Regions from separate parts of the Homo sapiens genome. Here region 2 is linked to region 1. The links are chromatin contacts, found by Hi-C in ENCODE. All regions are on one chromosome and are shown on one strand. The core of a region is the stretch at or near the end of the contact, and the rest is flanking DNA. Distances in the headings are between cores, read along the strand shown.

Region 1 (6,141 bases), core at 303-2,802:
GGGCTAGTCTCTCAGTGAGAGAGCACGGAAAAACCACAAAGTATCTTTTTTTTTTTTTTTTTTTTTTTTTTTTTTTTTTTTGAAACAAAGTCTTGCTCTGTCGCCCAGGCTGGAGTGCAGTGCCGTGATGTCGGCTCACTGCAACCTCCCCCTCCCGGGTTCAAGCTATTCTCCTGCCTCAGCCTCCCGAGTAGCTGGGGTTACAGAAACCCGCCATCGCGCCCGGCTAATTTTTTCCATTTTTAGTAGAGCTGGAGTTTCGCCATGTTGGCCAGGCTGGTCTCGAACTCCTGACCTCAGGTGATCCGTCTGCCTCAGCCTCCCAAAGTGTTGCGATTACAGGCGTGAGACACCGCGCCAGCTTCCCCCCGCCCCCATCCCCCCCCCTTTTTTTTTTTTTTAACGACTCGAGGTGCGCTGGCTCACGCCTGCAATCCCAACAGTTCGGGAGACGAAGGCGGGAGGATCGCTTGAGCCCTGGGCTTGGGCCACCTTGGGCAACACAGCGAGACCCCATCGCAACAAAAATTTACAAAAAAAAGCCAGGCGTAGTGGCGCGCGCCTGTGGTCCCAACTACTGGAGAGGCAGAGGGGAGCCACCACACCCGGCTAATTTTTTTATTACTTGCGGAGACGGGGGCTCGCTACGTTGCCCAGGCTGGTCTCGAACCCCTGAGCTCAAGCGATCCTCCCGCCTCAGCCTCCCAAAGTGCTGCGATTGCTGAGATTACACGCGTGAGCCACTCCCACCTGGCTACAACTCAGTAGTTATACAAACTACCCTCTATGAAATTCAGACAATAATACACCAACTGCTGTCTTGGAGATTTATTGGCAACAAGGCGCCACGATAAGCATCCTACGGCCATTACTTCCTTCCCCCCACCAGGACTGACCCCTCGCCCGTACCCACCGCCCAGCGCCTCTTTTACCACATGTTTAGGACAAATTGTCACATTCGACTTTGAAAACCACCCACGGAAAGCAAGCGCGATCACCCCTACCTCAACGCTGAGGTACCGAGGCCCAGAGAGGTCGGCAACTTAAAGTTGATTTACCAGAGACAGAAATCGGCACCCACCCGGGTCCTTCCCTTCCCGCACCCCCAAATTCTACGGCCTTTCCGGGCAACGCCAGCAACAGGGGCAACTTGCCGCTTCCCGACCCCCGGACGCCCCGCAGTATTCAGGCTCCCCTCACTTGCGAACGTATTTCCGGGCTTCTGTCTCGTCATAAAACTGCGAAAAAGAGAAAATGGCATGTAGAGGAATAATTCAGACGCGGTGGCCGCAGAAGTGGGGAGAGGGGTGTCCGCGGGCCCCGGGACTTACCAGCTCTGGGGGTCCGCCATGCTCCGGACGCCGGCCGCGGGACGCCATTCTCACGCCTCAGCAGCACACCTGCGACTGGCGCCTGCCGGCACCCGGTTTTTATGTCATCAGCCCGGCGACCGCTTAGTAATACGCATGTTCCACCCCCACGACCGCCCCGCCCCCCCCTTTACGTGACTGGCCACAGGGCGACCAACCGACTCCTCTCATTGGCCGGTTTCTCTTGCACCGCCTGCCGAATCAATTCAACATGGCAGCCATGCGCTGGCGATGGTGGCAGCGGCTGTTACCTTGGAGGTTGCTGCAGGCCCGTGGCTTTCCACAAAATTCTGCACCCAGCCTGGGCCTAGGAGCGAGGACTTATTCCCAGGGCGACTGCTCGTATTCGCGCACGGCGCTGTATGATCTGCTCGGCGTCCCCTCCACAGCCACGCAGGCCCAAATCAAGGCGGCTTACTACCGTCAGTGCTTTCTCTACCACCCGGACCGCAACTCCGGGAGCGCGGAGGCCGCCGAGCGCTTCACGCGCATCTCCCAGGCCTACGTGGTGCTGGGCAGTGCCACCCTCCGTCGCAAGTATGATCGCGGCCTACTCAGCGACGAGGACCTGCGCGGACCTGGCGTCCGGCCCTCCAGGACGCCCGCACCCGACCCCGGCTCGCCGCGTACCCCGCCGCCCACCTCTCGGACCCACGACGGTTCTCGGGCCTCCCCCGGCGCCAACCGCACGATGTTCAACTTTGACGCCTTCTACCAGGCCCACTACGGGGAACAACTGGAGCGGGAACGGCGCCTGAGGGCCCGGCGGGAGGCCCTTCGCAAACGGCAGGAGTATCGGTCCATGAAAGGCCTCCGCTGGGAGGATACCCGAGACACGGCTGCCATTTTCCTCATCTTTTCAATCTTCATCATCATCGGCTTTTATATTTAATCGGAGAGAGAAGGGAAGGGGAGTGTCCCCAGCCAACCCCCCAGAAACGGCCTTTTTTCCTGCCTCTGAACCCTTGGCCATTGATAGTCTACCTTTGCTGGGATCCGAAGGAACTGTACTCCCCCTGCCCTCCCCGACCCGCCCAGCTTAGCCGATGACCTGCACATCGCTCCACTGTGGTCCAGAAAAGGAGGCCTTTCGATGTCTGAGAAAGAGGCCCCACGCTGTAGAGTCCCGAAAGCCCAGGAGTGAAGGGGGTTCCTGGAGTCTCTAGGGTGCTTCTTCCAGAGTCTGTCTTCTTGCTTCCAGATGTGGTCAACTTCTGGAACACTCGCTGTAGCTTTATTGTTTAGCCCCAAGCAAGATTTATCTCCTCCTGCCCCGCATGTGTATGGTGGGCCTCTGTAACCTTGAAATGTGCAATGTGACCAATTGTTGACTACCAAAAGAAAAGGTCTGGGGTTGTACGAAACTTGTCTTTCTGTGACTTCCCCAAGCCGCAGGTGAGACCTGGTCCAGGGTAAGAATGGGATCGGTGGAGAGCCTGTCGTTCCTCCCGCTAAGGTCAGCCCCCTGGGGCACTCCTCCTTATGTTGATAGCATGTAGGAGTGAGAAAAAGTCATTGAGCATAAGGAATGAGTGTTCCTGTGCCCATATTTAATGTGTGACCTTGGAGAAGTTACTCTGTAGGCATGACAGCAGAGGAGAAAATCATTTGGCATCTTGAGGTCTGTCATGCTTTATTATCCATAGTTTTTGGGGGGTTTTTTGTTTTGTTTTGTTTTTGAGATGGAGTCTTGCGCTCTGTTGCCCAGGCTGGAGTGCAGTGGTGCGATCTTAGCTCACTGCAACCTCCACCTCCCGGGTTCAAGCGATTCTCCTGCCTCAGCCTCCTGTGTAACTGGGATTACAGGCTCCCACCACACCTGGCTAGTGTTTTGTATTTTTAGTAGATACGGGGTTTCACCATGCTGGCCAGACTGAGGTCTCGAACTGCCGACCTCAGGCTGTCTGCCCGTCCAGCCTCCCAAAGTGCTGGGATTGCAGGCATGAGCCACTGCTCCCGGCCCTATTATCCATAGTTCTAATCCACAGGGATTACAGCATAATGCTAGCAGGGCCAGGTTCATCCTTGAGACAGTGTGGCTGGCTGTCACCTGGTCCTCCCTTTACCAGCCAGCCCCATTGCACACTGTGCAGCCCATCCCCTCCCAGAAATAGAGTGACAAACTCTGCACTTAAGTCCCCTGTTTCTGTTTAACTTGCAGTGCTTATCACAGGCCCTTCCTTAATTTTTTAAACAAGGCTGCTTGAGGCTGGGGTAAATTTTGGGGCTTTGGGAGTACACAGGACTACTGAGGGACGGGGAGTTGGTGGCTTGGTGTTCATGGTGGAGACTTGGTTCTTTACGCAGAGCAGGCTAAAGGCGTGTTTTTTCTGCTCTGTTTCTAATTCATGTTAAGTAGTTGGTCATCACTTTGGTCAGAGCTGCTGCTGAAGCTCTCTTAACTGTGAGTCACTGGACGTTGGCAGGGAGTTGGCTGTGAGATTGTAGGTGCTCAAGTGTTTCTGTTCGGGACTGAGTGTGAATCTGTAAAAGGGGAAAATCCTCGCAAGAGGTCTACGAGAAGGATGAGGGCCCAAGTCTAGGGTCTAAACAAAGCCAGGAGTGGTTTGGTATATTACTGAGTGCAATCATTGCGTGCCATTCCTGCACTCAATGTATTGTGTAAAATCCTTAGGTAAAATGGGATAAACCCACAGCTGGTCCTACTTGGCCTCTTGAAAACCATTCCATCATTGTGCCAATCTAGCCTGAAAAGGAAAAAAAAAAAGGGAAACCATTGATTGTCTCTTGCCTCGGAGGTTGGGGGTATGCCCCTACTCCAGGCTTTGCAGTGATCATATGATGCAGTAATGAAGATCTGGGGCCTGGCACAACACTTTGGGATCCACCCAAGGCGGGTGGATCACTTGACCTCAGGAGTTGGAGACCAGCCTGGGCAACACGGCAAAACCCCATCTCTACAAAAATCACAAAAATTAGCCGGGTGTGGCAAGTGCCTGTAGTCCCAGCTACTCAGGAGGCTAAGGTGGGAGAATCGCTTGAGCCTGAGAGGTCGTGGTTGCAGTGAGCTGCGATCCTGCCACTGCATTCCAGCCTGGGCTACAAAGCTAGACCCTATCTCAAAAAAAAAAAAAAAGAAAAAGAAAAAAAAGATTTGAGCCCAATCTGGTTCAGACCTGTTTGGCTCAGTGAGCCTGGACTTGGGGGAAGGGGATATGTACTTTTTAAAAGAACATTTATTGTTACTATGTTTCATATTTAGAAAACAGGACAGAGACTTTTTTCTGGAAAAACAAAACTGCAGCAAGTGGAGTTTCTTTTTTCTGGAAAAACAAACTGCACGAAGTGGAGTTTAGCAAAATGTTCTGAAACTAGTGCTTCTCAACCAGTAAAGCAGGCACGACAGAAACAGTGGGGCAAGGGCTTTTTGTTCTAGTGAAACAGGTGGCCTCCTTTCGATGTGGGTTTGTAAAGCACTAGTGGTCTAATAGCATGGGCTCCTTGAGATAGACCTCTGAAGTTTGTTTTCTCAGTCAAGATCCCAGCCAGGAACGTTCCCTGTGAGCCCCCGAATCTGGGGTACATAGAAAATTCCAGAAGGTTCAGACTGGGGGTGGGTCCAGACTAAGGTAAACTTCTGGGACATTCCATGAAACTCTAAGCAAAGTATTCTATAAGGTTTACTAACCATCATCCAATCCTAAGCCTCTCCCCTGACTCAGCACAAGGCCTACTCCGTAATGTCATCCCTTTATGCCTCAGGGTTTTGTAGGCCAGAGCTAATGCCTGAGGGACCCCACTCCCTGCCTGCCCTGAAACTGAGCCTGTGCTCTTCATGGAAAGGAAAATGTGTGGGAGGCTTTTTGAAGGACCCCCAAAAGGTTCCCATGGTCACATTTTCCCCCCACCCACTCAGATTGGCTTGAGTCTTTTCTTTCTCTGCTGCTACCTGGCAAGTGGAGGCTGAACTCGGCCATGACCTTAGCCCCTGCCTTCTAGGGGCTATTCCATAATTCCTGGTTGTGGAGGATGGCTCAGACATGCCCAGCCTTAATCCTTTTTCTTTTTCACAAACTGAAACAAAACTCCCTAGAAGTTTGGACCTAGGATGGGAGAATAGGGTAAAGGGGCCCAGCCTGGCCCAGGCTGTGCTCAGTGGGGTGGGGAGGGGGTTACTGGTATAGCACGAGGCCGAGTGAGCCACAGGCGTGGTTCCTAAATGGGGAGACAGAGGCCACAAGACAGGAACCAAAGGCGCACAGGTCTAGGTAATTGTGGTGGTGTCTTTGGGCTTGAATGGGACTTTATTTCTCCTGAGCCAAACTGCTTTTTCCCTTCTGTTGCCCTTTATTTATTGCTGGGTGAGATGACCCTTTACAGATCCCAGTGTTGAGGAAGTAGGCTTTCTCCCTCTTCCTTCTGAGGTTCCGGCATTTCATTCATTGAGTGCACCTCTGTATGAGCCAAATTGATTAGGAATAGCTTACCTTAGGCCACAGAGCTGTCCTACTGGGTCACGATTGACTTGGAGTGGCCACCAACACACCCTTTTTTGGAAATGGAAGAGGTCTGTGTTTCAAACTGTTGGGCTTCCTGGAAGGTCGCCAGACCCTGTGCAAACAGGCTGAGAGAGGGACGGCTGATAAGTGGTGGTGCTACCTCAGTCCACACTCTGGAATTCAGTGCACTAGAAAAGCGGGCCCTGTCCTGGCCTTTGCCTCCTCTCAGTTCCTCAGCGCCATGATGAAGTCACATGCTGCCACCTGCCCATGGGGAAGATCATGAGGGAAAGCCCAGCACAATGGCACAC
Region 2 (6,564 bases), core at 3,564-6,063, 2.1 Mb before region 1:
GAAGGCATAAACTCTGGGCAAAGGGTCATAAATCATTCTTTAGCTGGGTCCAGAGAGTGACGAGGGCACAAGACAGAGAATGGGCTCAAAGAAGCAATGTTATTAAGAATATCATCTGCTTGTCTGGTGTTTTTCCTTGGAGGTACACCCCTGAGAATCCTCTGCGCTAAAAATCTCTTTGCCTCTCCAGATCCAGCGCTCCAAACTCTCCAGCTGGCTCTGTGCCTAGAAGAAGGGATGGGAACAGCACTGACCACATCACCCTTGCCCTTGGCTTCCAACTGGGTTTAGACAATGGGAGGCACTAGGAGGAAATCAAAGTAGATGAGAAAGAGAGGGAGAGAGAGAGAGAGAGAGAGAGAGAGAGAGAGAGAGAGAGAGAGAGAGAAATGGCCGGGAGAGAGAGAGAGAGAGAAATGACTGGGCGCGGTGGCTCACGCCTGTAATCCTAGCACTTTGGGAGGCTGAGGTGGGCGGATCACCTGAGGTCAGGAGTTCAAGACCAGCCTGGCCAACATGGTGAAACCCTGTCTCTACTAAAAATACAAAAATTAGCAGGAATTGGTCATGGGCGCCTGTAATCCCAGCTACTCAGGAGGCTGAGTCAGGAGAATCGCTTGAACCTGGGAGGTGGAGGCTACAGTGAGCCGAGATCCCGCTACTGCACTCCAGCCTGAGCAACAGAGCAGGACTCTGTCTCAAATAAATAAATAAATAAATAAATAAATAAATAAATAAATAAATAAATATAAAAATAAATAAAAATATACAAAAGTTAGCCGGGCGTGGTGGTGGACACCTGTAATCCCAGCTACTTGGGAGGCTGAGGCAAGAGAATCACTCGAACACGGGAGGCGGAGGTTTCAGTGAGCCGAGATTGTGCCACTGCACTCCAGCCTGGGCAATAGAATGAGACCCTGTCGTGAAAAAACAAAAAAAGAGAGAGAGAGAGATTGGGGTATTCATCCCCCAGCTGCCTCCCTGCCACGCCACTTTCCACAGTGACTGTGGGTTTTCTACCTAAGGTCACAGCTCTGGGAAAATGCCTACTTTCCCATGACCAGAGCCCCCACCAGGTTACAGCACAGCTCCCTCCCCTTTTCTCTTTAGGTCTAGAGATGGTAACAGCTTCCTGGTGTTCCAGTAATATCTGGTGCTTTACCTGTCCCGGTTGATTCCCTTAACTCAGGTCACACCTTTGTACATAGTTCCTTCTCTTTCTTTTTCCTGAGAGAGGGTCTCGGTCTCTCAGGCTGGCGTGCAGGGGTGCAATCATAGCTCACTGCAGCCTCGACCTCCTGGGCTCAAGGGATCCTCCCGTCTCAGTCTCCTGAGGAGCTGGGATTACAGGTGTGCACCATCACACTTGGCTCACTGCAACCTCCACCTCCAGGGTTCAAGCGATTCTCGTGCCTCAGCCTCCCAAATAGCTGGGATTACAGGCGCGTGCCATCACACCCTGCTAATTTTTGTATTTTTAGTAAAGACGGGGTTTTGCCACGTTGCCCAGGCTGGTCTCGAACTCCTGGCCTCAAGTGAGCTGCCTGCCTTGGCCTCACAAAGTGCTGGGATTACAGGCATGAGCCACTGTGGCACGGCCACAAAAAATTTTTTAAAAATTAGCCAGACATGGATGGGCATGGTGGCTCATGCCTGTAATCCCAGCACTTTGGGAGGCTGAGGCGGGCAGATCACTTGAGGTCAGGAGTTCGAGACCAGCCTGGCCAACATGGTGGAACTCTGTCTGTACTAACAATACAAAAATTGGCCGGGCATGGTGGCATACACCTGTAATCCCAGCTACTTGGGAGGCTGAGGCAGGAGAATAACTTGAACCTGGGAGGCAGAGCCTGCAGTGAGCTGAGATTGCGACACTGCACTCCAGCCTGGGCAACAGAGCGAGAGTCTGTCTCTTAAAAAAAAAAAAGGAAGAAACTATGTACAAAGGTGTGACCTGAGTTAGGGGAATCAACCAGGACGGGTAAATTGGCAAAGCACCAGGATTTGCTGGAACAGCAGGAAGTCACTACACCCTATCTCTAAATAAATAAATGTTTTTTAAAAATTGAGATTTTTGTTTGTTTGTTTTTTGTTTTTTGCTTTTTGGAGATAGAGTTTCACTCTGTCATGCAGGCTGGAGTTCACTGGTGCGATCTCAGCTCACTGCAGCCTTCGCCTCCCAGGCTCAAGTGATTCTCCAGCCTCAGCTTCTCGAGTAGCTGGGATTACAGGCACATGCCACCACACCTGGCTACTTTTTTGTATTTTTTAGTAGAGACAGAATTTCACCATGTTGGCCAGGCTGATTTTGAACTCCTGGCCTCAAGTGATCTGCCCGCCTCGACCTCCCAAAGTGCTGGGATTACAGGTGTGAGCCACGGTGCCCGGCCAAGGTAATTTCCTCTTCCTCTGTCAGCGCCCCTACCGTGCTCCCACGCTCAGTTGTCATCTCCCTCTCCCTAGACATGAAAAATCAGGTGACATCTAATCTCTCCCAAAGCAACACAAGGGAGGGGGCACTCCCAAAGCCTCCCACAGAAACACAATTTAAGTAAAGGTGAAACCAGTCCAGTCCTTCCTATGCAAATGTAGCCTGAATGGCACCGCCATTGCCCATCCCCCAATCCCTGTGTCCAAGCCTTATTTGCGTAACCTCCCACGGGACAGAACTTCCTCCTCTCCCTTCTCTTCTAGGCCCTCATCATCTCTCATCTACGCTAGAGTCTCCCCACTGATTTCCTCCCTTCCATCAGGCCCCCATAATCCATCCCCACAATACAAGCTCCTCAGTGCACACATCTGAGCAAAAGTCTTCAGTGGCTCCTTAGTAACCGCAAATGCCCACCCCTCTTTCACTTCTCTATTGAATGTGTGAATTTTTACCAAACGCTCTTATTAAAAAAAATAAAAACAAAAACAAAAAAAAAACAGGCAGGGCAGGGTGGCTCACACCTGTAATCCCAGTGCTTTGGGAGGCTGAGGTGGTAGGATCATTTGAGCCCAGGAGATCATGACCAGCCTGGGCAATCCAGCAACATACCCCTCACTACAAAGAAATATGTATATATTTTTTTGAGACGGGGTCTCGCTCTGTCTCCCAGGCTGGAGTGCAGTGGCGCGATCTCTGCTCACTGCAACCTCTGCCTCCCTGGCTCAAGTAATCCTCCCGCCTTGTGAGTAGCTGGGACTACAGGCTTGCACCACCACGCCCAGCTAATTTTAAAATTTTTTGTACAGATGGAGTCTTGCTATGTTGCCCAGGCTGGTTTCAAAGTTCAGAGCTCAAACGATCCGCCTGCCTCAGCCTCCCAAAGCGCTGAGATTACAGGTGTAAGCCACCGCACCTGGCCAAATTTACAACACACACACACACACACACACACACACGAATCACCAAATTGTTAGGCCTAAAGGTGCCATTCATTACTCCGAGTTTCAAATAACTTTTAAAAAATACATCTATGCCGGGTGCTGTAGCTCATGTCTGTAATCACAGTACTTTGGGAGGCCAAGGTGGGAGGCTTGCTTGAGGCCACGAGTTCGAGACCAGTCTGGGCAACATAGAAAGACTCCATCTCTGCAAAAAAGATAGCCAGGCTTGGTGGCGTGCATCTGTAGTCCCAGCTACTCGAGAGGCCGAGGCAGGAAAATCGCTAGGACCCAGGAGCTCAAGGTCCCAGTGTGTTACGATCTGCACTCCAGCCTGGGCGACAGAGGGAGACTGACTCCAAATGAAACCAAAAAAAAAAAAAAAAACAAACAAAAACAAAAACAAAAACACACCTAAATTGGAGTTTAACGGAAAACTTTTAACTTTCTCCAGCACTCCTGCTAAGCATCACACTTCTCTCTGCTTGCTGGTACCCTGGCTGACGTCTGAGCAGGATGGGACGCGCGGCTCAGAGCCTAAGATAAACCGAAAGTGTCTACAGGGCTTTCTACCAACAAATAAGCTCTGACGGGTTCCTTTGATGAGGTTTGGGAGGCAGGTCCCGGGAGGTGCCCGCGGACTCAGCCCCGAACTCCGGGACCTGGGCTCTGCGATCCTTGCAGAGGGCATGGGCAGGGGCAGAATGGAGAAGTGCAGGACGGGGAAGCCTGGGAGCTGGGTGGGGGCGGCCACCCATTGAGCCGGATCCGGCCAGGCGCCCACGCTGCGCCCCGCCCGCGGGGCTGCGCTTTCCCGGGCTGCGGCCGCAGGGCTGGTCAGTCCGGCGCTCCCGGGTCCCAGGCCCGGAAGGAGCTAACGGGCTATTCGCAGGCGGGCTGGGATTCCCCCGGGGGAGGCCCCACTGCCCGGCCCGCGTCATCCCCGCCCATCTCCACGGGCCGTCGCGGGATAGCCCCCTGCAGGAGCGGGCAGGGTAGTGGGCGGCGCTTGGCGGAGGGCAGCACGCTCGGGGCGCGCGGGGACTGCGGCCGAGGGGAGGAGAGGGCGGTGCGCGGGCGGGGGCGGGGCGAGCGAGGGCATATCAGGGCAGCCCGCCCAGGCCACGCCCCATCCAGGCCTCGCCCCGTCCGCACCCCGCCCCGGCCCTGCCTAGAACGGCGGGACCACGGTGACTGACAGGACTCCAGACCAGTCACCACGCGCCTCGAGGCCCCGAGAGGCTAGTCGGGGCCGAGCCAGCGGAGGGGCTCCTGAAGGGGCGGGGGCGGGCGGGGAAGCCGTTCGGCGAGGGGCGGGGTCTCTGGAAGACTGGCAGAACTCACAGCCAATGGCAGGCGGGAGCCGTCCCGTTAGCGCCGGATCCCCGCGGGTAGGGCGGGGCGGGCGGCGCCGTGGGGATCCCGGGGCAGCCGAGGGCCCCTGACTCGGCTCCTCGCGGCGACATGGATCGGATGGCCAGCTCCATGAAGCAGGTGCCCAACCCACTGCCCAAGGTGCTGAGCCGGCGCGGGGTCGGCGCTGGGCTGGAGGCGGCGGAGCGCGAGAGCTTCGAGCGGACTCAGGTGAGGACGGGGGACCCCGGGGCATCCCTGGGGCACCCTGAGGGACGCGGTGTCCGGGAGGGGCTTTGAAGGGAGTAGGAGTCTTGCAGGCCCCAGTTGAAGACGGGGCGAGGGTGTAGTGAGCGGGGGCATTGACGTGCAGATCTGGGCGATCCCAGGAAGGTCGGGGACCCCAGGGTACCCCAGCTGGCCTGGGGAGAAGGGCAGAGGCGGGCTCGGAGGAGATGGCAGGATGCGTGGCCAAGAGGAGCCTGATCGGCTGGGTACCGGGCAGGAGTCCCAAGATGAGGTGAGAGGGGAAGGAACTGAAAAGGGGCGGAATGGAAGGGTTGCCCCTAAACAAGGGAAGCGCACGGGAGCCACTTGGAGGCTCAAGTGTGGGGGCGGAGAGTGGGGGCGCCGGGCTGGGAATGTGAAGGGTGAGGGGACCTCTCTTCCCCTCCGATCACTTCTTGGTTGCATTGACATCCCTTCCCACCCCCCACCCCTTAGCATCCCCCTTTCTCGATGCCTCTTGCTTGGCTCTGGCCAGCCCCAGCTGTCAGCTCTGAGGCCGGGCGGAAGGGGTCGGAGCAGGGAAAAGGAATGTAGGAAATGCAAAGTGTGGCCACTTTGTGGGAAAATTACTTTGGGGGCTAAAGTGGAGACCATGGTGCCCCTGAGCCCTGACTTGGGGTCTTGGTTTTATCCCCCAAGATGTGCCTGACAGCTAATAGGCAGACTGCCCTATTTGTCCTGCCTGGCCAGGGCTTGGGGCCAAAATTCCTCAGTGTCATCAACAAAAAGCCACAATCCATTTTTTTCTCCGAGTTTTTAATGCCTGGTGTATTGATTGGGCTGAATTAAGCTGACATGTTGATGGTGTTCATCAATTCATTTGTATGTAAAATCCATTTCAAAGAGTACAACGCTTCTTTTAATCCCAGTGCCAATGCTGGAGGGGCAGATTTCTTCTACACTCTTGTGCTCAGAGTGGAACCTTTGAAGATCCATTTGGGTCCCCCTCTCCAGAGGCTGGTCCCCTGATGTGTTATGCGAGGAATACTTCCCCCAAACACAGTTGGAGGGAAAGGGCTTTGGGATTTTAGTTAGAAAAGACAGTGAGAATCTGACTGAAGGTTCTGTATATGGAATCTTTCAAAGAATAGAGCTTTTGGCCGGGCGCGGTACCTCACACCTGTAATCCCAGCACTTTGGGAGGCCGAGGCGGGTGGATCACCTGACGTCAGGAGTTTGAGACCAGCCTGGCCAACATGGTGAAACCCTGTCTCTACTAAAAATACAAAAAATTAGCTGGGCGTGGTTGCAGACGCTTGTAATCCCAGCTACTTGGGAGGCTGAGGCCAGCAGAATTGCTTGAATCTGGGAGGTGAAGGTTGCAGTGAGCCGAGATGGCGCCACTGCACTCCAGCCTGGGCAACAAGAGCGAAACTCCGTCTCAAAATAATAATAATAAAAAAGAATAAAGCTTTTCACCCCCAGAGGACTTCATCCCCTCTTCTTATTCTGAAAACCTTTGGCCCCCCACCTGGGCAACATAGTGCGACCCTGTCTCTACAAAAAATAAAAAAATTAGGCTGGGTGCATTAGCTCACACCTGTAATCCCCGTA

What was found. Hi-C counts contacts between places; a loop is a spot of excess contacts on that map. Pooled maps may share reads with other maps.
Region 2: a pooled map shows a loop between it and region 1 (9-fold over the local background). The contact joins the promoter of HIP1 here to the promoter of DNAJC30 in region 1. A Hi-C loop is called at or near these places in 4 of 50 pooled maps.

What each region holds. Positions count from the first base shown.
Region 1 is chr7:73,678,864-73,685,004 of GRCh38, reverse strand. DNAJC30 (DnaJ heat shock protein family (Hsp40) member C30) reads left to right here and starts at 1,552. Exons shown (of 1, transcript NM_032317.3): 1 at 1,552-4,087. The coding sequence starts at 1,582. The coding sequence ends at 2,262. It overlaps BUD23 (BUD23 rRNA methyltransferase and ribosome maturation factor), which reads right to left and starts at 1,408. Exons shown (of 12, transcript NM_017528.5): 1 at 1,332-1,408; 2 at 1,201-1,238. The coding sequence starts at 1,379. RefSeq lists enhancers at 1-700, 1,631-1,800, 2,041-2,130.
Region 2 is chr7:75,737,190-75,743,753 of GRCh38, reverse strand. It overlaps HIP1 (huntingtin interacting protein 1), which reads left to right and starts at 4,813. Exons shown (of 31, transcript NM_005338.7): 1 at 4,813-4,953. The coding sequence starts at 4,834. RefSeq lists a silencer at 4,036-5,025.